5 separate regions of the Mus musculus genome follow, and all the other regions are linked to region 1. A link is a loop called in an ENCODE intact Hi-C map of the cell type or tissue named here. Cell type or tissue: left cerebral cortex. All regions are shown on one strand.

What was found. A loop is a pair of places that touch in the nucleus more often than their neighbours do. Peaks named below come from ENCODE experiments on the same cell type or tissue, not always from the same donor. Only the 100,000 strongest peaks of a DNase experiment are listed, where the experiment ranks them.
Region 2: it touches region 1 in a loop (6-fold over the local background); 17 of 42 quality-filtered maps call a loop at or near these places.
Region 3: it touches region 1 in a loop (2.9-fold over the local background); 8 of 42 quality-filtered maps call a loop at or near these places.
Region 4: it touches region 1 in a loop (2.8-fold over the local background); 4 of 42 quality-filtered maps call a loop at or near these places.
Region 5: it touches region 1 in a loop (2.4-fold over the local background); 5 of 42 quality-filtered maps call a loop at or near these places.

Annotation. Positions count from the first base shown.
Region 1 is chr4:48,690,015-48,695,014 of GRCm38, forward strand. No RefSeq gene overlaps it. Among named protein-coding and RNA genes, the nearest start is that of Cavin4, 29 kb to the left of the region's middle. In left cerebral cortex, CTCF peaks have their summits at 728 (motif pointing right) and 1,966 (motif pointing right); DNase peaks (open chromatin) are centred at 801, 1,956 and 2,983; H3K4me3 peaks cover 331 bases.
Region 2 is chr4:48,768,855-48,773,854 of GRCm38, forward strand. No RefSeq gene overlaps it. Among named protein-coding and RNA genes, the nearest start is that of Gm52718, 3.8 kb to the right of the region's middle. In left cerebral cortex, a CTCF peak has its summit at 2,733 (motif pointing right); DNase peaks (open chromatin) are centred at 2,722 and 3,217; H3K4me3 peaks cover 462 bases; H3K27ac peaks cover 325 bases.
Region 3 is chr4:49,242,901-49,247,900 of GRCm38, forward strand. All of the region lies in intron 2 of Plppr1 (phospholipid phosphatase related 1), which reads left to right. It overlaps Gm32657 (a long non-coding RNA gene), which reads right to left and starts at 2,697. Exons shown (of 3, transcript XR_390555.4): 1 at 1-2,697. In left cerebral cortex, no CTCF peak of the experiment used is centred here; no DNase peak of the experiment used is centred here.
Region 4 is chr4:48,752,056-48,757,055 of GRCm38, forward strand. No RefSeq gene overlaps it. Among named protein-coding and RNA genes, the nearest start is that of Gm52718, 21 kb to the right of the region's middle. In left cerebral cortex, no CTCF peak of the experiment used is centred here; a DNase peak (open chromatin) is centred at 2,898; H3K27ac peaks cover 371 bases.
Region 5 is chr4:49,056,744-49,061,743 of GRCm38, forward strand. Plppr1 (phospholipid phosphatase related 1) reads left to right here and starts at 2,719. Exons shown (of 8, transcript NM_178756.4): 1 at 2,719-2,874. In left cerebral cortex, no CTCF peak of the experiment used is centred here; DNase peaks (open chromatin) are centred at 419, 2,306, 2,944 and 3,465; H3K4me3 peaks cover 2,454 bases; H3K27ac peaks cover 1,010 bases.

The DNA of each region.
Region 1 (5,000 bases):
TGTCCTGGATAAACTCTATTCTATACTATATGCCATTGTGTAGCTGGTCTCTCAGGAGGGAGGGATGCCTCGGCATGGGCCTGCAGAGGCATTCCCTTCCCCCACACCTTACCACACCCCCACCAAACATATTCCTTCTCTCCCTTATCTTTTTTTATAAAACACAACAAATACACTCCAGGTTACATAATATACACAGGTGACAGTGCCACAGTAGACTGTTAATTTGTACAATTATACTTTAAAAATCCGTCCAGGGCTTGTAGGTAGCTCATGGGATAAAGTGAGGCTGTACAAGCACTCAGACTTGTGTTTGATACCCAGCACTTGTGTCAAAAAGCTGGGCATGGTTGTTCATACTCGCAATCCCAGCACTGAGGTGGTAGAGGCAGGCAGAGGCCTGCGGCTTGCTCACCATTCAGACAGCTGAGGAATGAAGATTGAGGTGGTCTCTGGTTCCCATATGCACATACATCTGTACACTACCGCGTGCACGTGCGCGCGCGCATGTACACACACACACACACACACACAAATACAATCAGAAATCAGTGCTAAAATTTTAAATGCCAAATTTGACCTGTCCCTAGTTTGTAATGGAGAAGGCTTTATTGGGTATTTAATATACACTTATCGTCTCTCATCTTCAAATCTACTCTGCCACTACTTTCCTGGGCCCTCTGAATATTTTTCTGAACCTTTGTTGCTATACTAAATGCTGTCAGTAGAGGGCACTAGAGAGACAGCAGATACAAAAGACTTCCCAGTTGTGATGCAAGGCTCTTTGCCAGCTCCTGCAGTGCCCTTCTTGGGGTATATTCTTGGGCACCGGGCTCCTGAGCCATCTGCTGTGTACTGTGGCCAACAACACCCTGTGGCACCACGTGTAGGCTGTTTTATAGCGGAGTGCTTCCAGAGCATTACCTCCTTTTAAGCGGCCTTCCCTGGTGCCCCGGATGTTTTACTGTTGGTTCTCTGCCATCCCGCGAGTCAAACCATGATTTCCCCACCGGCACAGGATTTGGGCCTGGGGGCGGGAGGTTCCACCTTGATTGGTGGATGCCTGAGTATCTGCCTACATCTTTCTTTTTCTTTGTTTGCTTTTCTTTATTGTTGTGGCTGGACTCTTCACTATTCCAATCCTCCAATCCTGTAATTACTGGATCCCAAACTTTCCCAGATAAACTTGTTGCAGTGTTAGTTAGACTCTTGATTAGATCCTGAGATCCCAACTGATGCACAATGGGACCTGGTTAGAAATGCGATCCAATGGATTGATACCCACCCCTGCCTGTCTTTCCTCCTTAGGGCCAAGTTCACGGTTTTGCTATACTCACTCATAGTGTGAAGAGAAGCCCCGACGTTTCCTTGTGAGCCCCTGTAATATCTGGCCCCCTTTAGTCTCCTGACCTCTCCTTTCACATCACAGTCTCTCTCCTTCCTCTTCCCTGGCAGTTTTACAGACACCATTCTCTCTGGAATCCTTTCCCTTCACCGTATGTATGTGTGTATGTATGTGTGTGTGTGTGTGTGTGTGTGTGTGTGTGTGTGTGTGTGTGTATGTATGTATGTATGTATGTATGTATTTTTGAGATGAGATCTCATTCTGTAGCCAGGATGGCTTGAATTTCATCATACAGCCCAGAACTGCTTTAACTCATGGCAATCCTCCTGCCTCAGATTTCCAAGTGCTGAGATTCCCAGTGTGCGGCACCACACTGCTGTCTTCATTTTAACCGTCGGTTTCCACCTTCTGACGGTCGAAGGTTGGCCTTTACTCACTTTCAGACAATCTTTTGGATTGATACCCAACCCCTGCTTTTATGAATTATAAACTGAAGGCAGGGACTGTGGCTCTCTTGACCCTGCGGGGTTTGCAGGGTCTAACACCTGTGACAAAGCCTATCCTTGCTCCTCCTGTCCTGGTCCCGTGTGATTTCCCTGCCCATGCTCCAGTTTGCCACAAGATGGCAGGCTAGGACACAATGTCGCTTGGTCTCCTTATAGAGATAAAAACCCCTAGGGGTTTAGGTTTAAATACATTGAGCCAGAAGAGGACCCTTGTGAAGTACATGAATCCAAAGTCCTCTGGAATTTCTGGAAATTCCTCTGGAAACGGTGGTTACATCCTCCACCTCTTCCCTGACAGAGGAACAGTTAGGAATACCAACAAGCAAGACAAAGGGGAAGACTCCCTGGGGAACCGGGCATTGCATTATTTAGAGATGAGTGTTAGGGAGTATGTGAGAACTCTTGAGCTCTGGTTTGCAGGGGATCCAGAATACATGGCTGTATCATGGCCGCTCCTTAGCTTTGCCCAGAGTAGATTCTGGAAGGAAATGCAGTAAGGGTCCCAGGCCCAAATCCGGCTTCTGCCTGTCTTGGTAAACAAATTTTAACTGGGCCAGGACAGAGATCACAGGATCTTCAAAGCCAGTACTACTTAGTGTTACAATGTTTGGGATTATCTGGTCTAGATGCGTGGAAACTGCTTAGAAGCCTTATATCTGGCTTAGCTGTGGGGAAGATCTGACTTCTTTCTGAGGAGCATACTTGCTTGGGGAGGGCAGTATAGATTGCTGAGGGCTCCTAGAGATTTAAATCAGAATTATTTTCAGGAATTGTGCACTTTATGTGCTGTACACGTTCAGTGTTTTCTTCCTCCTCTCCACTCTCCTCCCTTCCCTCTCCCCTTCTATATTTTCCTTTCCCTCCCTCCCTCCCTCCCTCTCTCCCTGCCTCCCTCCCTCCCTCCTTCCCTCCCTGCCTCCCTCCCTCCTTTCTTCCTTCCTTTTCTTTTAAGGGTCAGGGTTTTTCTGTGTAGCCCTGGTTGTCCTGGAGCTCGCTGTGTAGACCATTCTGACCTCAAATTCAGAGCTGGGTCTTCTGCCTCTCCTGGGATTAAAGGAGTGAGCTGCGTGGCAGACTGGCTTCCTGTCAGTTTTTAAGGGAAGAACAAAGGCGATACATGTGAACTCCTTGTACTTTCTCAGCACGCTTTCCCAGATTGGGGCCGTTAGACTAATTACTTCATTTATCAAGATGGAAATCAAAGGCCCAGTAGCTATTTACCTTTCATTCAAGAATACTCTTGGCATGGCTGGTGCAGTCTAATTATGAGCGAGGAGGTGCTCAGGCTTAGCTCAGTCAGGACTGTGTTAACTCGCTTCGCAAGGGTTGTGTGATTAAATACAGTCCGCACAGGTCATCTTCCTGCCAAACCTTTTGAGTAAAGAGAGTGGCCATTTCTTAGCTTCCTAACTGTTTTTGCACTTATGAAACCAGAAAAACAAGAAACAAGTTAATAATTTTAGAGCTCACACAGACTGTATCTAGGGCCTGTTAGATTTCTCTTCTTTAGGTAAATGATGGTTGTACACTTGTGGGAAGGTCTGTGCCAGGGAGAGAATTCTCAGCTCTCAGAGTATTGGTTTAAAACAAACAAACAAACAAACAAACAAACAAACATCCCAAAGAACCCAAGTAGGCGGTCTCTTTTCCTCTTAATTTTTTTGTAGGAAAGTTATTATATGACATATTCTTCATTGTATATACTTAGTGTGTGCATGTATACACACACACTTGCTGGCCTTCCAGATATGCATATTTTATTTCAAAGTAATTTTAGACTAACACATTTCTGTTTAATGAAGAAGTGAAGAGAGCGTGGGGCAGTATCAAGAGACATATTCTTGGCCGTATCTTCTTAAATTGTCCTTCAAACTATTGTAGTTAAATGTGTAATAAAACTACTATTTTATAGCCTGGTATGGTGGCTTATGCTTCTAATCTAGTACTCAGGAGGCTAAGGCAAGAAGGGCATGAGTTCGAGACTAGCCTTGACTAATCCCCAAGACTATTTCTAAAAAAAAAAAAAAAAAAAAAAAAAAACCCGAAAGACAGGCAGTAAGATAGCACAGTGGGTAAAAAAGCTCTTGCCTCACAAGCCTGGAGATGTGAGTTCTGCATAAGACTGGAAGCAGTCAGAAGGGTTGATCTGCAGAGCCCATGTCTGCAGGGAGAGAGCCAGTTCCACAAAGTTGTCCTATGACCTTGCCCTAGTCACTGTTCTATTACTATGAAGAGGCATCATTATCACAACTCTTTTTATAAAAGAAAGCATCAAGCTTACAGTTCTAGAGGCTTAGTTCATTTTCATCATGGAGGGAAGCATGGCAGCATCTAGGCAGACACTGAAGCACTAGGTGAGAGAGCTTTATATCCTGAACCATAGGTGGGGGTGGGGGTGGGGTGGGGGGTGGGGGTGGGGTCTGGGCTTGGCTTGGGCTTTTGAAACCTCAAAACTCCCAGTGACACACTACCTCCAATCAGGCCATACCTTGTAATCCTTGTAATCCTTTCTAATGGTGCCATTCCCTGGTGACCAAGCATTCAAATACATGAGCCTTATAAGGCTTATTCTTATTCAAACCAGCACAGACCTCCTCATGTCAACCTTGACACCTGTACTCATCAAACCCACACATCATACATGCACACACAATAATAACACGTTTTTAAAATGTAAAGGTAGCTTTACAAAGTCTTTTTAGTGTATCTGTAATCTTAGTTACAGTTATCTGTATAAATTTAAAATACAAAACTAAAAGAAAAGAAAACAGAAACAAAACAAAAAATCAGATGAGTTCAAGGCCAGCCTGGTCTACATAGTGAATTATGGGCAGCCAGGGCTACATGGTGAGACCTTGTCTCAAAAAAACTGACATCCATCAAAAAACAACAACAACAACAGCCCCACTTCCAATCCACCAAGGTGGAATCTTTCTAGACTTCCAGTCTGAGCCTGCCATTTCTGTGTGGCAGGAGACCAGAGTATTTGGCTGAAATGAAGGAGTTAAAGGAGCCTGGGAATTTGGACAGAGTGGAAAAAGCCTTAAGTAGTGATCATTCAAACTCAGAGAGCAAGCTGACTGGAGAAACCTTGTTGATCTTTCCTTAAGTATGGTCAGATGCTACAGTTTACTCATGGGAGAATCGTC
Region 2 (5,000 bases), 79 kb after region 1:
GAAAAAAAACAATACTCCCCTAATGTGATGGGCCTAAGGAATACCTATAACTTGTGTTTGGCTGATTGGCTGTCATTTTGTGGTATTCCAAATAGGGACAATAAGAAATGAGAAGTTTTGCAAGAAAGGCCTCTTGGAACTGTTTGGCTCTGCTTCTGAGACTCCTGCCTGTGTGAGGCACAAGGAGGTATGTGGGACTGTCCCCTTCTATATGCAGAGTCTGGAGCAGTGCAGATGCTCCTGTGTGTTGGGCCTCACCCACCGGTGGTGTCCTCGGAGATGGAGGCGGCTTCCCATGAGAGAATCTGCTGCTAATATCAATCAGCAGATCAGCTTCCAATACTGGCTGCTGCTGCCTTGTGACATTCCAACCGGGAATCTCAAAATAGTTGAGGAGAATTGTTAGGAAGATTCTAGAAACTCTAAAGTGTAGCCTTCCCCAGCCTGAAGCGGGCTGGTACAGACCTTGTCGCCACTGAGGTGGGGCCACCTGCGGTGCAGCTTTCGGACTTGGCTGGCTTCTTTTGAAGTGACAACTGCCCTGAGATTCTGCTACCTGCCAAGGGGCTGAACCTGTCTTCCTGAGACATTGCTTTATAAGCAACAGCCTGGCAACCAAGTGCTGACGGCATGGCGACAAAGCACCAAGAATGGACTGGCGAGGGGTGGGGGGTGGGTGGGGGGAGGAGGATGAGCCTTCCCCCTTACAAGCACAGTCCCTTAGTAAACTCGAGGGCCTTGATCAGAGAAAAATTTGTCTTGGCCTCATCATTCTTTTTCTCGCCTTCTAGTTTCTCTTTCAGCCCCAGCCTGCCTTCCAGGAATACCTGGTTCATGTAGGCCGCGGGCCGGCCTCCTACTCCACTAAAGTCCTCTGTGAGGACGTTGTTGTCACCTTTGTGAGTGAGTGTTGAAGTCACAGTGACCCTGGAAGAGGTTGTGTATGAGGTGAACGTGTGATTTACACCCTACACTAGTGCACTTCTAAGAGAGAAAGGAGACTAATTAAGTAGCCGAGGTATTGGGTGTAAAGTGACTCTCCCAGATGAACCAGATGCGTACCCCTCTGTTTAACAAGCTCCTTAGGTGGTTATTCTCAAAGGGAATGGGCCACGTCCTGTGAGGGACTGTTTCAGAATAAGCATGTCCCTTCTAGGGTGGGCACTGAGAGTCATGTGGCCGGCAGCTGAGGAACTAGATTAGACAGGACTTTAGTGTCTGACTCTACTTATTGCCAAGTGACCACCTAGTCTCCCCCCATCCCCAGCCCATCTCATATAAAATCTCTGCTGCAGAACTAGTATTATCTTGTGGCAGAGGCCAGCCAGGACCTGACACAGAAGGTGATGGCTAGGCACTTTCTAAAGGACTGCCTGAAAAATCTTTCTATGACATTCTGTCAGTTTTGGGGACAAAGCAGTTGACACCTGAGTGTGTGTGTATTGCACATACATATCAATACACACATATACACACATAGAGTTTGAAATTAGTCTCCCACTCCCTTTGCTTAAATGTTGTTTCTGTGTTTACACTTGTGTATGCATACACTTACACACACACACACACACACACACACACACTCTAAGACAGACAGACACATACTCAAAGACAGACAGACAGACATGCAGACAGACATACACACACACACACACACACACACACACACACACACACACATACAGGGAGGGGGAACAGGGCACAGATGCAGTTAGGAATAGACAGGGAGCAGAAAGATTCACTCTTCTTACTGACAGAATCTAATCTTGAGATGAATTGGTCCCTCATAAGCCAACAGCTGGGTTTAACAGTCATAAAAAAAGTACTCCCGCTTCATAGATCAATCTGGAAAGGGCTTCATTCCAAAACAATCCAGAGACATCAATCGCAGTTTTCAGGATTGATTACATCCAATTCAAGCCACAGTGGCTCTGAAATTAGTCTCCACCCTCTCTGCTTAGGTATTACACTTCTGTGTTTCTGTGTGCACACACGAGGGGGAGAGGAGAGAGAGGGGGGGAGGGAGGAGAGAGAGGGAGAGAGAGGAGGGAGAGAGGGAGAAAGGGAGAGAGGGAGAGAGGGAGAGAGGGAGAGAGGGAGAGAGGGAGAGAGACAGTCCAAGGACCATAAACTAGTTCCTTCCAGTCACAGCACAGCCTAATGGTCCACGTGATGCAGGGCAGCCTGCAATTCAGGCACATATTTTCTGGGTCTACTCTGTCAGTAAATAATATGACACAGATGCTGCTGAATATTTTATGATGAGCTTGCCCCAGGAGTCCCTAAATGTTTTATGATTTCCGAGGAAAGCAAGCAAGCATTCAGAGCTGTTATGTTCAGCAGCAAGCTCAAAATCTTTATTATGTCTGAGGTAAGAGGACTTCCTTTCTCTCACTTTTGAAAGAAGACAAAGGCGAAAGCGTCAGATCACGTGACCAGAGTAAACAGGAGCGCATAACACCTAAGCGGAGGGGGTGGAGACTACTTTCAGGGCCACTGTAATGATCCTGTGGCTTCAATTGTACGTAATCATATCTCGGGATTGTTTTGGAATGAAGCCCATGGAGCAGGAGTACTTTTTTGTTTTGTTTTGTTCTATGACTGTTAGGCCCAGCTGTTGTTTTACGAGGGACCAATTCATCTCAAGATTAGATTTTTGTCACTGTTGGAAATGAGTCTTCAAGGCCTCCTCTTCACCGTGTCTATATTTTCTTAAACAGCAGAGGGCGCCCTACCGACAGCAAATTTAAGGCTTTCCCCACGAGGGTATTTATCTCCCTCTTTGCCCTTGTTACAGCATTTAGTGGGCTCAGTGAGTTGGTTTGGCTTATTGTACACCGGTTTCTCCTTTATTTTCAAGCTGTTAGGAAGTTTCTATATCTAGATGGTGTGAAACTCTAAATACTGGTCTGAAATAAGTCTGTGCTGTATGTGCTCAATAAAATCTAGTAAAGGAAAAAGAGCTACGGACAATTTGGGGGCAATTTTCCAACGTTGACTCAGATTTTAGTTTAAAAAAAAAACCAAACTAAGGAAGCAGTTGCCTGTGCTCTTCCTCACTTTCAATGCCGGGAGCCTCATTTCAGATGGAGAAGACTTAGCAGATATCCACACCTCTCCTTACCAATTAAGCAAAAGTCTCTTGCTGCAGGAAGGCTGTGTCGCCAGCTCTTTCCAGGCTTCTCTGGTGATTTGCATACGCAAACAGCATCCAGCCTTTGATCTGTTCCACTGGAAGAGGCAGGCAAGCATAGTTTTGGCTGATGCGGAAACTACTTGTGTAGCCTTTAGAATCGGTCTTAATTTAGAAATCTGACAGACTATAACCCTTTCTACAGCTCTTCATTCTGCGCCCATCTCCCTCCAGTTTTTTAGGCGAGAATCAGCACTGCAGCATGAGGTCTTTGGTAAAATCACAAATCCTTTCTCTAAGTGCCTTTGGCCATACATCTCACCGCTATTTTCCTTTCTCGGACCTCTAGTTGTAGCAATGGCTTGCCCTTCATAACTCCACACTGCTTCCCTCCTCCTTCTGGCTGGTTTTATGCCTTTCTTCATTTTCTAGATGCAGTGAAAGCTGAGACTTCCACACAGAGAGGGAAAGTGGTTACTTAAGATGTTGCCACCCTGCATCAGAATGTCTTACAATTTTCTGTTCTTGAAGACTAGGGAAGATCCTGGGAGATGCTGCAACTTCAAACGTAGATATCATCAGAGCTAGCTAAATGGGCGTTAGAAATGTGCAAAGGAGAATCAGGTATGAGTGATGATTCTGATCTCACAGAGAACATGTACCCCATATAAAAGTGATTAAAGTAAACTTTTTGAGCACTGAATGTCCAGCCATGGGCTCACCACACCACTCTTCTAGTTCGCCACCTGACCCTACCTGCCCTTGGGGCTTGGAGTTGAGGTGGTGCAGAATCAATGACATAGACTCTGGGAGCAAGGGAGAAGCAAGCTGCTCTGAATGCTGCTGCAGGCTCCTTTAATACGCTCCACCCCCATTGGTCCCAAGAAAGCATCTTTTCTAAACAGCAGTTTCTGATTGGCTGGCATTGTCTGTATCAGCAATCCTTGGTCTCTCAGGCAGCTAGTCCTCAACTAGGTCCTCCTGCTGGAGATGCCTTTGCGGCCCCTGGGTGTTTATACAGAGGCAGCTGCACCATTTCTCCTACAATAGTGTCTTAGTTTGGGTTTTACTGCCGTGAAGAGGTATCATAACCAAGGCAACTCCTATGAAGGCAAACATTTAATTGGGGCTGCCTTAGAGTTTCAGAGGTTCAGTCCATTATCATCATGGGGAGAGGCATGGCAGCATCCAGGCAGACATGGTGCTAGAGAAGGAGCTGAGAGTTCTACATCTTGATCCAAAGGCAGCAGAAGGGGATTGTCTTCCACAGGCAGACTGGAGGAGACTATCTTCCTCTCAAATCCAGGTCCCATCTTCACAGCCCACCGTGCAGTCTGGCTGGCTCATTGCTCCTTTAAGTCTTATTACATTCATTCCAGGTGATGATCAACATCTGTACAGTGTTATAACAGAGAACAAGGAGCATCAGGTCCCTTTGATAAGCAAGGACCGAAAAGGGGCTACAGGACTTCCTGTGTTAGACTTGCTGCCTTCAGAGGTTTGTCAAAACTGTTTCTGCCACAGTCTCCACTGAATGCAACTTCAGATCCAGGGCTGTTCTTGTCTAAGACCGGGAAGGGGCAACAGAATCCCTGATACACTTTCCTCTTGGCTCTCAGCCAGTTTGCAGTGACATCTCAGCTTTGTCATCTGATTTGTAGAATCCTCTCTGCTGCTGTGTTGATTTTACCCCTTAAGGATTTCCAAAATCATATCAACGCCCTTCTCTCTCTTTTCCAGAAGAAATACATTTGTTCACCTTGATCAAAAGATAGAGGGGGACATTTTCTCTGACCTGGTGGATAGTGGCTAGACTGTCTGGGTTCCCACCACATCCTTGTGATGTGCAAAAAGGCTTTTCTCTGCC
Region 3 (5,000 bases), 550 kb after region 1:
ATAAGCCAACCTGGCTATAACTATTCTATAAATAACTGACCGTGACACACACACACACACACACACACACACACACAGAGAGAGAGAGAGAGAGAGAGAGAGAGAGAGAGAGAGAGAGAGTACAGAGACACAAGATTGAATTTTGAAATGAAGGCAATAGGTTCAATTCCTCTGTCTGAATTTAGTATTGCTCATATGTATACGTGTTTCAGGCTAACCACTTAATATTGGATAACCTATTGGGGAAATCATTTTGAGAGAAGACTTATTCTCTCCCTTTGAGAGTAGCTGTTGATTGCCCTGTGGCTCATCATCTCAGGGTGAGGCCTTCTGAGATTTTCTTCATTCATGTTGGCATGTCAGCTAGTGTCATTATGCAAGTCTTGTGTAGGAAACCATATTGTTCAATTCCATTAGCATAACTTCCCTGTCATGTCTATATGACACTGTATATCTACCAATCCCCTGGGTCTTCTGGCTCTTAAAACTGTTCTGTCTCCTCTTCTGAGATGTCCCCTGAGCTTTAGGTATAGGAGTTGTGTTATAGATGCTGTGGTTAGCATCTTTAAAATGTGTGTTTTAAATTATGGAAAAAAACCCTTCAGTACCAATTATATGAAATAACTAATGTGGAGTTAAACACAGAGGAGAGAAAGCTAAGTAGGAAAGATAACATGTAATTACTAAATGTAAACACAAAAAATAGTTGGACAGAGGTTGAAATTACCAGTGAATTCCAGCGGGTTCTTGGTGATAGGATAAACTGAAGAGATGGGATTTAAGAGTGAGACAAACTGAGCTCATCATAAGTTCTGGGCAGAAAGGGGGCTGACATGTTCTAAAAGAATAAAATGGTGAATCGGTATGAAAGTGGAAAGTCACTGGGCAGGTGGCAGCTACATTTTATGGATGGTGAGTGGGCTGAGGCGGATCGATAGGAAGGGGATGCAAACTGGAAAGGGCGATGTCAAAATAAATGAGCCAAAGCAAACAGGTGACATGACCATCCCACATCACTACATCATAGACAAAATAAACACGTGACATGACTGCCCTATGTCATAGGCAAAATAAAGCAAACATGTGACGTGACCACCCTACATCATAGACAAAACAAAGTAAAACAAAACAAACAGACAAAACACACATCCTAGCTCACTCTCTTGTCTACTTTGGAACATATAGCGTTTCAGGATAGCACTATAGCAGGAGGTCAGCCTGGGTTACATAACAAACTGTCCCTGGATATTCTGTAAGATTTCTATGGGAGGTGTGCTTGTTTATTTCCCTTTCATCACATTTTCCAAACTCTAGGGTCAACAGCAGAATCAAAATGTCACCACCCTAAGTAGGGACAACTTTATGATACTGATCGTTTCTTCCATGAGAATAAAGAACATTTTGGATGTTGAAACTTACTTTATTTTTTTTTTCCTGTTTATGAACTGAAGATACATAAGATGCAGGAGAGTCATCCAATACTCAATTCTTTTTTAAAAATCTGTTCCTAATAACCTGATGCATTTCTTCTGGCATCATCCCTGCACGTTTTTCTTCATAATATGGATCATGCTATATTTCATATAAGATTCCCTTTACTGACCTGTCACCAAAAAAAAAAAAAAAGATTATTTAAATAAGATACCACATTCTAAAATGCTTTGCATTTAAAAGCCTTCAGCTCTGGATTTCTGCAGTATGATCTTATCAAGGTCTTTAGCAGGAAGTAAAATTAGACATGGAAACTGCTTGTAAATTTAGAGAACCCATTTGGAGGGTCACAGTCAGCAACGTCAGCAGATTCTACAGACTCCAATTTCTGTGCCTTGCCAAATGACTGAAGACCAAAGACAATTTGACTAGTGCCTTCTGACTTTAATTAATGTTTAATCGTCAATGGCAAAAATGTTCTTCCCCTCGTAACTTCTCATTAAGTCCCTTTTGAATCAGTTAACGCTGTTTAGAAAGATGTGGATATTTTCCCTAATTATGGTAATTTTGGCTACTGTCATAAAAAAAAAAAAACAACTATTGCTCCACATCACACTGTCAGAGATCATTACAGATGCGTACACACTTCTCCCCTCCCCCTCCTGGAACCAATCCAATCACGTCTGCAAATTAAATTTACTGAAAGATTTAAGAAAGAGAAGGGAAAGCCAAATATATCATCATATCTCATTCAGTCAATTCTAGAATAAAAGCAGAAGGGCATTCATCAAGATCCAGTGTTTAAACATTAAGGACTATTGATATAGAGTTGTTTCTTTTAGTAAATTTCATTATTATAAAATCCCATTCATTCTGCAAAGCAAGAGTGAGTCGAGACAATGGATTTCCACATTTCCCATGCTTGTTATTTCGAATCTTGCCGAGAAAGATCCATAAGGGTATAGGCAGCTCTGCTAAGATACACTGTTATATGATAAGCAAGATTGAAAGAACTGGGCACATATGGCTTTGCTCCTTTCTCCTGCCTTCATCTTGGGTGGCAGATACCACAGGAAACTTGTGTTCTACTCTGTTCTTTCTATGTGGGAACAGTTGTGGTTTCCTGTCCTGGTGGGGGCAAGGCTACCTAATTACGTGGTTCAGTCCTAGGAGGCCCATCTTAGCTGCCTGCTGTAAACTAGTATTTAGAAGTATCAAGGGTTATTTTAATTCTGGCCGGTACCTCTTGGGAGGCTACAATGTGTTCCATGTCTTGCCCTCTTTGAAGTCAGTGCTACTAAACAAGGGCTGGAAATTAAAAATGTAAAACACCACACCCATTTTAGGAATGGGTTTGGGGGGTTTGATTTGGTTTGGTTTTAAACTATCTTTAATCATTTTTTACAGCCCATTCCTTGTCTCCCTCCATGTCTGCCCTCTGGCAGTTCCTCATCCCGTTCCTCCTCCCTCCAACCCCACCCGTGGTCTCCAAGAAGATGTCCTCAGCACTCCACCCCACCAGCCCTCCCACTCCCTGGAGCCTCAAGTCTCTTGAGGGTTAGGTGCATCTTCTCTTATGTGTTGGGGTCTTGTACCAGCTAGTGTATGCTACGGGGTTGGTGGCTAAGTGTCTGAGAGATCTAGGGTATCCAGGTTGAGACTGCTGGTCTTCCTATGGGGTTGTCCTTCATGTTTTAAAGAAAGTTTTATCTTTTTCTTTCACATGACTCTCTGCTCTGAATTTCCATTTAGTTTTACTGTAAATACTGCTGTGTTCGCTATCCTTTCCTGTTCCACCCTGCACCTACTGCATTAAAAGGAGCTGTAGGGAAGAGTTGGAAGTGTCTGTGGCCCAAGTGTTTCTCAGCAGGAGGCCATTGGTAGTATCAGTGCCAATATCATTTTGATATTTTTCCTTTGCCCACATTAGAAATTATCCTCCCTGTTTTACTGAGTTTTGAAAAGGCAGAGAAACCCACACAGCTGCCCCAGAAGAGCAAGGATTTGCACTGGCCAGCTCCCAAGCCAGCAACTCCACAACTCTTGCAAGTTTCATCATCTGACTGCCATGATCGCTGAAGGGAGGGAAGGAGGAATAGGAGAAGGTACTCCGTAAGGAAAACGGGAAAAGTCTGTGATTCAGGAGCCAACCATCGCCTGCTAGCTCCTGACCAAGCATCAGGCCAAGCTCCTGACCGAGCAACAGGCCACAGTTTTGTTTTCTTTCTGCTCCCAAACAGCTTAAGCCATAGGCAGGAAGTTAATTAAATTTGTCAATTGCAAGAGTTTACTTTTCCCAGGCACTTCAGAAATAAATGTTGAGACTGATTCCACAGTGCTTTATAAAATACCTCAGTTTTGCTATTGATTATTTTGGTCTTACCACAACTGTTTTTCATTGTGGAACAACACTGTTGACATTGTTTCTCCCATATCTGACCAGTGCTTTGCAAATGTGACTACAAAAGGCAACTAAAGAATTCTTAGCCTCGAGAAGGTGTAGATATGAACCTAGCATGGTGGTACACACACCTGGAACTCTGGCACTCAGAAAGCTGAGACAGGAGTACTTTGAGTTCAAGGTCAACCTCAGCTATATAATGAGATTCTGTCTTAAAGAAATAAATACAAAGGGAAAAAAGTGAGGTTGATGAAGACATCAGTTGGACGGACCCTCAGTGTGCTTTCGGGAACACACAGATACATGCACCACACTCACACAAAACACACACTTACACACACACAAGCATTGATTCCTTTGTGTTACCACATTAAAACAATTACTTTAGAGAAAGGTGCAGCTATCACCCACTCTCTTTCTAGTGTTCTGACTCTGTTGATCTACTTGTGAGTAGAGTAGGATTTTTTTCCCCTCTTGTTCCTCTAGGAACAAGAGATGCCAGTTCTTCTGACTCATGACTGACCGTTTTTGGATTTCTCTCATTCTCTTACTTTCAGTTTTACAAGTTTAATATTCTGCTTCCAAGGTTCTATGTTTGATCATCAAACTGTGCCATAGTTGAAATGTAATCTTTAAAGCATTAGACAGAAAAGGGTAGATAAAAAGATCATACACAATGTAGGTCAGAAGGACCCAGACCTGGAGGAAGATCTAGGTGGAGTCACCAGTAAATAAACAAACCTCTTATGTAGATCCAGTTAGTGACAGGAAGATACTCTGATTTGTGGAAAGCCAGCTTTTATGGCACTGCTTTGGTTTTTTGTTTGTTTGTTTGCTTGCTTGTTTTGTTTTGTTTTGTTTTTGAAATAACTTGTTTTCCGAAGCTTCCTCTTTGGGCCTAGAAGTATCGCTGAGAACCCCCAGGAAGCAGCATGTCTGTCCCAGGTGAGCTATAACATTCCAGTAGATGAGTGTCTTGACCTGCAGTGAGCTCACAGAGCGTCTAAGCCCCTAAATTCCTGTTCTTGGTGCTTTCTTTGAGTTGTATGAGTATTCTTGACACTCCTTTTCTTAAAGAAAGAAACTGAGGCACTACAAAATGTTGGTGATTTGTCCATAGACCTAAGGTACACACACCACACTCTTAGACACACACACACACACACAC
Region 4 (5,000 bases), 62 kb after region 1:
CACCTTGAACTCTCAGCAGCTACATTTACCCATAGAACACCTGCATACAACTGGGATCATTAATGTTCTGCCATGGAAGGGGAAAGGGCTCATGGGACTCTGCAACTTCTTGAGCCTTTTTTTTTTTTTGCCAGTTAATCATTGCTATGAGAGACATTTTCTTCAGTGATATAGCCACTTGTAAGTTGCCTTTGTTGCTTTCACCCTAACTAAACTAAACAAATCTAAACTAAACTAAACTAAACTAAACTAAACTCAACTCATTGCATCAGCAAGCTGAGTGTGTATGGAATGATTTCTTGGTCTGTTATTAGTGACCTATGTGGAGTTAGTAAATATTTATTTCCCCAGGAAAAGTTCACACCACAGAGCTAACTTATGAGTTGAGATTTAAGTGAGGCACACTGTTGTAAAATGATGAGTTCCTCTATAGTGGAGGGAATGGCTTGAGAAATGGCAGGGTGGTAGTGGATCCTATGGAGGGATGCTCAGAAGGTCATGGATGGTAAGCCAGAAGCTGAGGGAATGTGTTGGCAAAGAAAGTTTTGCTTGTAAAACTATTGTCAAGTGACATCCATATGGGCATTCCTGGGGGTGAGCCAGCAGGGCCATCCAGGCTCACAATAGTGGTGCAATTGGTAGTGAGCAAGCCAGGAACAAGACTGGAGGTCTGAGCGCTGACCCTAAGAGCAGACTGCCCAGAAGGCCCAAAGTGACAAGGGCTCCTGCTGAGTTGTGACTGGCTGTGAACTGCATTCTTGGTGACCTCAGAGCAAGTGATACTGACCAATAGAACTCTCCCACCAGAGAGAGAATCATATGGACCCAGAGGACCTTAGGGCATCTATCTAAAACCTTCACAGGAAAACACATATCTTTCCTATAGCTAACTCTGAGACATTTGTCAGTCCATCATAGTTTTTATTAGTCAACTTTCCCTCTGAATATAAATCCAAGCAAAGAAATTCACTTGGAGGACTCACATAAAACAAAGCAAAAGAAAACCATGGGAAAAGGAAGGAGCTACAACCCGGAGGACACCCTCCACCCAACATTTGCATGAAACATTTGAGCTGAGAAAGACAACACAAGAGTCAGCACTCCACTACGGCAGCTCCACAAACTGAGAGCTTCACAACACCAGAACACAAAGATGATGTGGCAACTAAAGTGACCGCAAAAGACTAGCTTTTAAAGGTTCAAGACCAGTGGGTGGAATGGCTCAGTGGGTTAAGGCATTCTCAGTAAACCTGAGGATGTAGGTTCAAACCCTGGAACTCCCATGAGGGAAAGATAAGTAATTAGCTCAAGTTGTCCTCTGACTCCCACATGCATGTCCTGCTGCAATACGCAGACAGACGTGCATAGGAAACTAATAAATAAATATAAATTGAAAAAAGATTCAAAGACCAACTATAGGATTCATATGATCCAAGACAAGCAAAAGAAACTTACCAATGAAAGACATATAGACCTGAAAGATTAAAGATGTAAAAGTATGAAGGCAAAATTCAGCAAGGAAATAAAACACCCAAACAATTATATAGCTAAGCAGAAATTCTGGAAATGAAAGACCCAACGAAAAATACAATAGAAAATATCATCAGCGGAGACAATAGTACACATAAATACACACATACAAAAAAAGTCAATGAATACCATAGAAAGTTCAAGAAGTCTGGGTACATGCAAGAGACCAAACCTAAGAATCCACGGGCTGTAAGAAAGAGCTGAGACCTGTAACCCGTGGGCATGTTACTTAGTGTGGCAGCTGCTGTGGAAATCAGCACAGAGGGCTTTCATAGCTAAGCATGGAAATCTCATCCAACCCAGATATCACTGCTGGGCCTGTGCCCGAAGGACTTTCCAGCCTGCCACAGCAAACAATACCTGCTCAACCATGGTTATTGAAACTCTTTTCACAACAACCAGGAAACCAGACTAGATGCCATCAATGGTGCATGGATAGTGAAGCGCAGTACAGATGCGTGATGGGATTTTATCCAGCCCCAGAGAAAAACAAAATTAGGAAATTTGCTGGTGAGCGGATGAAACTGGAGAACATTATTTTAAGTGTGGTAACCCAGGTGGAGAAAGACAAATATTTCATGTGCTCTCTCGTTTGCAGATTCTAGCCTGTAATTGTAAGATTGTGTAACCAGGTGGAGAAGTTATGGAAAAATATTAGGAAATTGGAAGGGGCCCATGAAACTGGAAAGGAGGTTTCTAAGGGAGAAGGATGGAGGGAAGACAACAGGATAAAGAGGGAGGGGTGGAGAGATATCAGGGTGCAGCAGAGAAGACGGGGGGGGGGGGAGGGAAGGGAAGAGCACAGGTCCTGTAGGGCGGTCAACCAGAGCGACATTATGAGAAACCAACATGGGTATCCCGCACTTCAGAATCTAATTAAAAAAAAAAAACAACCTTCCTTAATTATACTTATCCTCCAGCTAAAGATCCAGTTTTCAATGTAAATTTGTGACAAATTTCTACTGTCTGATGCTGGGGTAAGGAGTGTCTAGAACATAAGTAGACACTCCCAAGAAATGCCGGGTGACCCAGGTCCCTGGGCTCTGAGGAGTGTTAGGATAACTCCTGGGAGAGTCTGAGCTGCTTTGCTGGCCCCTCTTCCCTCCAGGATCTGTGGAGTACAGTGTCTCAGATCTTGACTTACATTTTCCACCCCACACCAACATAAACAAATCTCCTTTTCCCTTTTGAACATGAAATGGTGCAAAGATAAACACACGTTTCCTATTGTCACTAAAAACGCATTCATTCCCAGAATAATGCGGCGCCTGGGTGAACAAGGAAGATAGATATTTTTAGGGAGACTCTCTCTCCTTTGGAACAGGAACAGAGCACCTGCTAAATCTGGCACAAAGCGATGACTGCTCCCTGGCAGACTCGCATACAGATGCCTGACTCAGCGATGACGGGCGATTTCCAGCCCAACAGCAGTTTCTGGGCGTAGGGTTTCAGCTCTGAACAGCTGTTGTAATTCCTTCAATATTTTTAGTAACTTATAGTTGCAAGTGCAGAATTGTGACTAGCAAGAGCATAAAGGGTGGATTTTATGCCCCCCCCCCCCGGAATTAAATAGTGTGCTTCGGTTATTAGGGGATTGAGTCACAATTTTAAAGAAAGTATTCTTTCTCAGAGCATGCCTAAGGACCAATATCTTATCAAATGTCTAAGAAGAAATGAAATGCGTTCATTTTAGTCCACTGCATTTAGCTCACCTATGAGTTAGCCGCATCCTTTAATAGTCTAAGCTAATAATTTACAACTCAGATTAGAATCTGATCTTCAAGTATTATTTTTATTCAATTATTATTTTCTCCAGAAAATACCACCTGAGGGGTGTATGCATTTATGTAAGGACAGGGGAAGCTGACTTTGGATTCTGTGGTTCAAGTAGAAAATCACAAAAGCACATGGGAAGAGACACGATTTTAACCACAAGTACAATATGAATGAGCGACCAGAAGTTCTCTGTGTCACCTTTAATGACACACTCATAGTGATCATTTCTTTTTGTTAAGGGGGGAAATTTATTTTCTTATAACTCTCCCGATTAACCTCAGCTTTATGCATGGAGTAGTCTAGAAATTGTGACTGCACGCCTGTAGCCAATTTGTCTTCCTTAATTTTCATGATTTCCATGGTTATGATTCTATAATCGGTGAAGCATGCACGAGAAAATGAAGGGCAGGACAGCCTGTGTTACCTTGTACCTCACTGGCTCTCACAGACCTCTTAATTGGGCTTAATTTTGGAGCATTTCAATGCTTAAAAATAGCATCAGATCAGGAGCCCTCTGACACTATCTTTCCTAAGTTTCTAGGGAATGAGCGTGGATATGCAGAAGAAAATCCTAAAATGCTGCAGCAAGGCTTATCTCTAGAAGGCAGGGTAAATAGTCTCCCCCACCTTCCCTTCTAATGGTCACGCCTCCAGGCCTTGCAAAACAGACCTTCTTTGAGAAATAAAAGTCAAAGAAGTGCCATGATTCTTCTTCCCATACATACTGTCACAGGGATGCAGGGTTTGAAAGTGATTTTTATTAAGGCTATAGCAAGTTCTTTTACTAGTGGTGTGTGTGTGTGTGTGTGTGTGTGTGTGTGTGTGTATCCGGTGCTGCTCTCTCTGCAAATCCTGATGTAGACCTCTGAGCTACCTTTCTAGCGCTATGTCTGCCTGTGTGCTGCCATTCTTCCCACCATGACAAAAAGACACTAAACCTCTGAAACTGTAAACCAGACCCAATTAAATGCTCTCTCTTATAAGAGTTGATGAGGTCATGGTGTCTCTTCACAGCAATGGAACCTTGACTGAGACATACCACATAGGCCAGAAACAATGGCATGAATGATCACGAACTAGGACTTCTAAAACTGTGAGGTAAATAAATTTTCTGCCTTTAAGCTATTTCTTTACGGTATTTGTCACAGTGCTGAAAAGTCTGTCTAATACAGGTTTCACTATGGGGTCTAGGGAGACAGCAGTACTCAGACCACAGCAGTCCTCAAGATATGGTAGCTATTTATTGTTGTTGTCATCGTCACCATGACCACCATCATCATCATGTGTCATTTCCACCATGTAAGACAATATGGCTAGCGGACAATAGAAAAAGATATACACTTGTTGCTTTATATCTTGGAGGTGTAGTATTAACTCACTGGGTTCAGGGCACCAGAGACCAGAAATAGTAAACCAGGAGTCCTTTACATATCAGGCTTGTAGTCTGACTGTTAGGATGCAGGGTGGAGACGGTATCTCCAGCTGTGGATCAAAACAAGAGACATCCAATACCCAAGTCACAAGTGCAAGAGAAACCCACTTACCTGCTTTTTGGCAAATACTTTAGAAATCTTTCTGCACCTTAAATATAAAAGCTCCAAACTCAACACTAGACATTTGGGGACAGGAGAAGCAAGGAAGACAAGTATGGCTAAGGAGACTCAGAAGAAGAACACATCTCTGGAAATGAGAAC
Region 5 (5,000 bases), 370 kb after region 1:
AGAGTAAGGTGGAGCAGGGAATGCGGGTGTGTGTGAGAAGATACAGTGGGGAAAGTGGGGGTAAGATGAAGGACGGGTATGTGTCTGGGAGTAATCATCCAAAATGAAATGTGCCTGGAAACCGCATATGAAACCCTACTTAGCTAAGCTAATGTCAAATGTAAAGATAAATATTTTTCAAAGTTGATTGCCAAGGAAAGTGCCAGTCGGGTGGGGGGGGTGGACCTCTATTCATACGATGAGAAATAAGGGGTGCACATGCTTGCTTGAAGACACGCCTGTCTCACCGTTATGTCCATACATGAGCAGAAAGGTGAGGCTAGAATTAGTTACTATTTGCAAGGCCACGTGTCTTCATAGTATTCTTTTTACTACATGGATTTAAATACATTAGGGTGATGCGTGCGTGGGTGATAGAAGAAGCCAGAAGGGAAAATTGGGAAGCTTTGGTTTTCAACTTTTTCACTTGCACTCTCTTAGAAAAGAAAATCTCAGCTTAAAACAAAATTCAGGGTAATGAAAACGTTAACCAAAACACTGAGAGCCGCAGTTTGCAGAGAGCCATGCAAGCTAGGAAGTGTTATATGCTTTGTGTACATCGTGTCCCCCCTGAATTTTCCCCACTCCCCACATAGGAAGGTTTTATTCTTGAACTGTCCATTCATAGTTCTATAGTAGATGCAGTATAGAGGGATTCCACTTGATTCGCAGTTCCACACATGAAAGGTTCTCTTCACCTTTGACCTTGAAGCTACTTGACACTTTCAGATGGTGAAGTGGGGCCCGGGGAGATGGCTCAGCAGGTTATGGTGTCCACAATTAAACACCACAAACTTAGTTTGATTCTCAGGATCCATATATTGTGGAGGGTAAGGATTGGCTTTTGCAAGTTGTTCTCTGACCCTGCTAATATGAGAACCTTGAAATTCCTGTAAACATTGTTGATTGTTCTAAAGGGAATGTGTGTGTGTGCGCGCGCGTGCAGATCTCTCTTAGATATTTCTAAATACTGTAATAGCAAAACATTAAAAAAATAAAAACAGTCATGGTTAGGAGCCCCAAATATATGTCAGAGGTTTCATTGGAGACCCTGATCTTCCTCCTGGGTGGATGGAAATCCAACGTTACTGTTCTTTAAGCAAAGGACTCAGCTTTATTCTCAATGAGGGGGAAGGTATTGCCACCTGCCACACTTCCTGGGCAGCACTCTTTCTAAGAACCTCCTATCCTGGTGTTCTTAGTTCCCCCCCCCCGCCCCTTCCTGAACTTTGCTTTTGTTTGTGGTATTTAGACATGCTGTTTTCTCTCCTCTGTGTGTGTCCTAGGATTTGATCTAATTGTCTGCTGTTCAAGTGTCACTCAGCATTATTATTGAGAAGACAAATGGGACACAGGTCAGAGTTCATCAAGAAGGCATCTGCTTGCTAGAAGTGCACAGTGGAAGCCCTCCGAAGTGATCTTTAAGGAAAGCTTGGAAAACATTTGCCAGAGAGGGCCATCTTCTGTGCTTCTTCCTTGGAGGGATAAAAAAAAAAAACAAGTGAGTGCAAGGGAGTTCCAGAAAGTCCCCTGTTTGGGATGTCTTTTTCTAAAGTAGGGAAGCAAATGGGGTTATGTGTGCTGCTGCTGTTTGATTAAACTGTGAGAAGAAAATGGACGCTTGTTGGTGCACAAACATCGCTGAGAAAGTTTCCACTCCACTTGCTGAGTCTCTCACCTGCCAATGTCCAGTGGCTTCAGGTTACTGTGCCTTTACAGGCTCAAGTTCTCTTACTGGACTTTCTTAAGCTAACAGTTGTTCTTCCACTTAGCAGAGGGGCCAGAAGCCTCAACCTATGAGAGCCCACAATTGCTTTGGCACTGGAGACAAGCGGGGCAATGGCTGCATTGTTCTTTTTGCCCTCTTGAGTAGGCAACTGTCTTCTCCATCGGATCTTGACACGGAACAAGGCTGAATCCAGGGTCCTTGGAGAGTCACCTTCCTTCCGCTACCCTTTATGTGCCTTTCTGCCCTGAAGCCGTTAAAGCTGTTTGGACTGGACGACTCTGGACTGCCTGCCCTTACTCCTTGCTAAACACAGACTGGAAGTTGGGGGAAGAAGGAAACCCAAGTCAGAAAGCTCATTTTAGTCCAGGTGCCACCTGCAGCCCGGGTTTCCTTGTGGACTTCTCTGCATATATCATGCTTTGGCCTCAGAGATTGCTTGAGAAAGCACTAAAAATATCCAAGGCAAGAAAAACGCAGCGCTACCAAAGACTGGCAAGCAGAAGCGGCTCCTAGGTGGGTGGGGATCCTGCCACTGGCTTCCAGAGCGCGGGAGCCCTGGCGTCTCTGCTCAGGGAGCACCTAGGTAGCGGGATTCCCGGGCTGCCTTCCAGGAACCCCGCAGAGTCTCCGGTACTCCCTGGGGCACAACCCTGCAAGCTTCATGCTTCAGCTCTTGAGAGAGAGCAAGCTCGGTGCCCCTCTCTGAGCATGCGCGGTCCTCTCCCCGCCTCTACGCCCCCCCACGCCCCCTCCCCGCCGGCCTTTTGCTCCTTCCCTTTCATTAAACAAACGGGAGGTCCCAAAACCTGGACCCAACGACAAGAGGAGGCAGCAGAGGAGGCTTAGCAAGGGATGGTCGCCGAGGGGAATCTGTGATCCCGCGCACTCCCGCCCCCACCCCGCCCACGAGCGCACACACACACACACACCGCACAAACACACACACTCGCATACGCCCGTGCCGCGCGCTCGCCCGCTCGCTCTCCCACGCAAGCGGAATGCAGCAGCGCCTGAGGAGCTCGTCTGCAGCCGCTGCCTGAATGCACCTCGCCGCCTGCAGTCCGTCCGCCCAATAGGGCGCAAGGAAGGAAGCTTGGCCGCCAAAGGTGAGTGTGGTGCCCGGGGCACAGCTGAGGCTGGACATACTGGGGCGAAGGGGGCAGGTTTCCGACTGGACGAAGCGACTCAGGTGGCCCACGCCTGGCTTGCCGGTTGCAAGGTGCAGATGAAGGTAATGCCCTGGTTGTTCCGAGGAGGAGAGCGCGATCCCATCCCAGCGAGGATCTCGGCTCCTGCGAGGTGCCAGATGGACCCAGAAGAAAGCTACCCCGTCCAGGCTCGTAAACTTTCCTCTCCTGTCATTTGGAAAACGTGGAGACAAAGGGGGCGTGGAGGCGCTCTCTCGGTCCGGTTCCGCCCTTCAGACTGCATTGGGTCGAGATACCCAGCAGGGTTGCAGGGGTGGGCGTGGGGATCCGGAGACCTTTCCAGTAGCTGTTGTCAAACCCACCGCCCCAGCAGGGGTTGAGATTTCTCAGCCCCTAGCTGTAAGCGTTGCCATTGATTTTGCCTCAGGCGTGGGCACCTGCCAGAGATTCTCTTTCCTGAGCTCCAGGCGCATAGTAACAGTGTCACCTGGAGAATTAGGATGGCCAAGGGCTTTCTTGTCGACTTCGACGGTGACCGAGTTTCTAGGGTGAGGCTCGGGTCAGTGCAGGATGAGTGATGAGTTATTGAAAGGCTTGGAGTAATCACCTCCTAGAAACGCCGGGCCCCAGGGTCTCTGCTCCCGGGAGAAGGCGCTGTCTTCACAAACACCACTGCAGCAGATCTGGGAGCTGGGCTGAGACAGCTGTGTGGCAGCGGTGTCAAGCGAATCTGGGAATTTATTTTTGCCCTGGATTTTGTGGCACACACGTGTGGACTACGTGTAGGATTCTGGGCTGTTATTTGTCTTTGTGGGGATACAGGTTTTTTTTTTTGCTTTCAACCTATTCTGTGGAGATTCTTTGCCACCTGCCACCTAGTTATCTAGTTATTTCCCTACCTATTTCTCTTCTGCACCAGGGAAAAGGTCCTGAGAACAGAATTTCCATTTGAAAAGCCAGTCCCCGCTGAGATGAACTCTGAGCAAGGGTCTCTTGCGACTGGGGGAAGCCTGGAATCTAAGGGCCCTTTGAGGTAGCCAACACTGGGTCAGCAGGTGAGGCCAGACAAAGAGGAATAGAAGAGGGGCAAACGAGAGGCATTTAAAGAGGTGTGAACAGACAGCCAATTAAGGCAGGATGAGGGCCAGTGGCAGGCACTGTAAGGCGTTCACTGATTCCATTCTCCTTTCTGGGGCTGTGGTTGGCAGTCCCTGTTCATGGAGTGGGATCTACTTTGGAGGTGCCCAGGTTGTTGCATCTGGACCACAAAAGACTTGGTCTTCCCAAACTTGCCTTTACTATACAAACAAGTTTGGGTTTTTAGGTATAGAAAGTAAATGTGTTCACGTTTCTCCATCCTGCCGTGTTTGTGACTGGAAGGTTGGGTGGATGCACGTGGGTACAGTTTTTGTCTCTTCTATAAGCTAGAGTCTGGTGTTGAAGCGAAGCTGGTGCTGGCAGAAGAAATGCTGGAGGCCGGGATCCAGTATTAGTGACTGGACCATATAGCCATGGGGCCTTCTCTCAGACCTTCAGGTGGCAATGATTTTGCTTTGATAACTTTAGGACTGAAATGTGAGACACTGTGACATATATGAGCTTCACTAACAAAGTTCACATGAGAGACCTTGTTTTGCCGGGTGAGGCTTGGAAGAGGAAAGGAAAAATATAGAGGGGCAGGGGTGGGTTGATCAAGGGAAACAGAGGACTGAAAAAGCCTAGCTTTAGGACTCCATTGAAGTGTACAGCGAGAAAGAAATCCAAAAGTGTTTTTGCTTGTTCTTTTTCAAATAACTAGGGAAGAAAAGACCTTCCCAGAAGCTAGTTATTCTTACCTCAGGGTGACAGTCTCAGCCTGATTCTCGAAACTCTCGGCAGGAAAAGATGGAGGGTTTTGGCTTTTTTTTTCTCCCCTTACCTAGAGTTCTTTATCTGCTACAATATATTTTCTTTCTTCCTTTGCAAGACGCAGTTATTTTGAACACGCAGATTCTGTTGACAGGTGCCTATTGACCATGTGTCCTGCACTCAGTACCAGAAGCCACTCAAAATCTAGAACCCAGTTCTGGCCCTCAGAGTGTTTT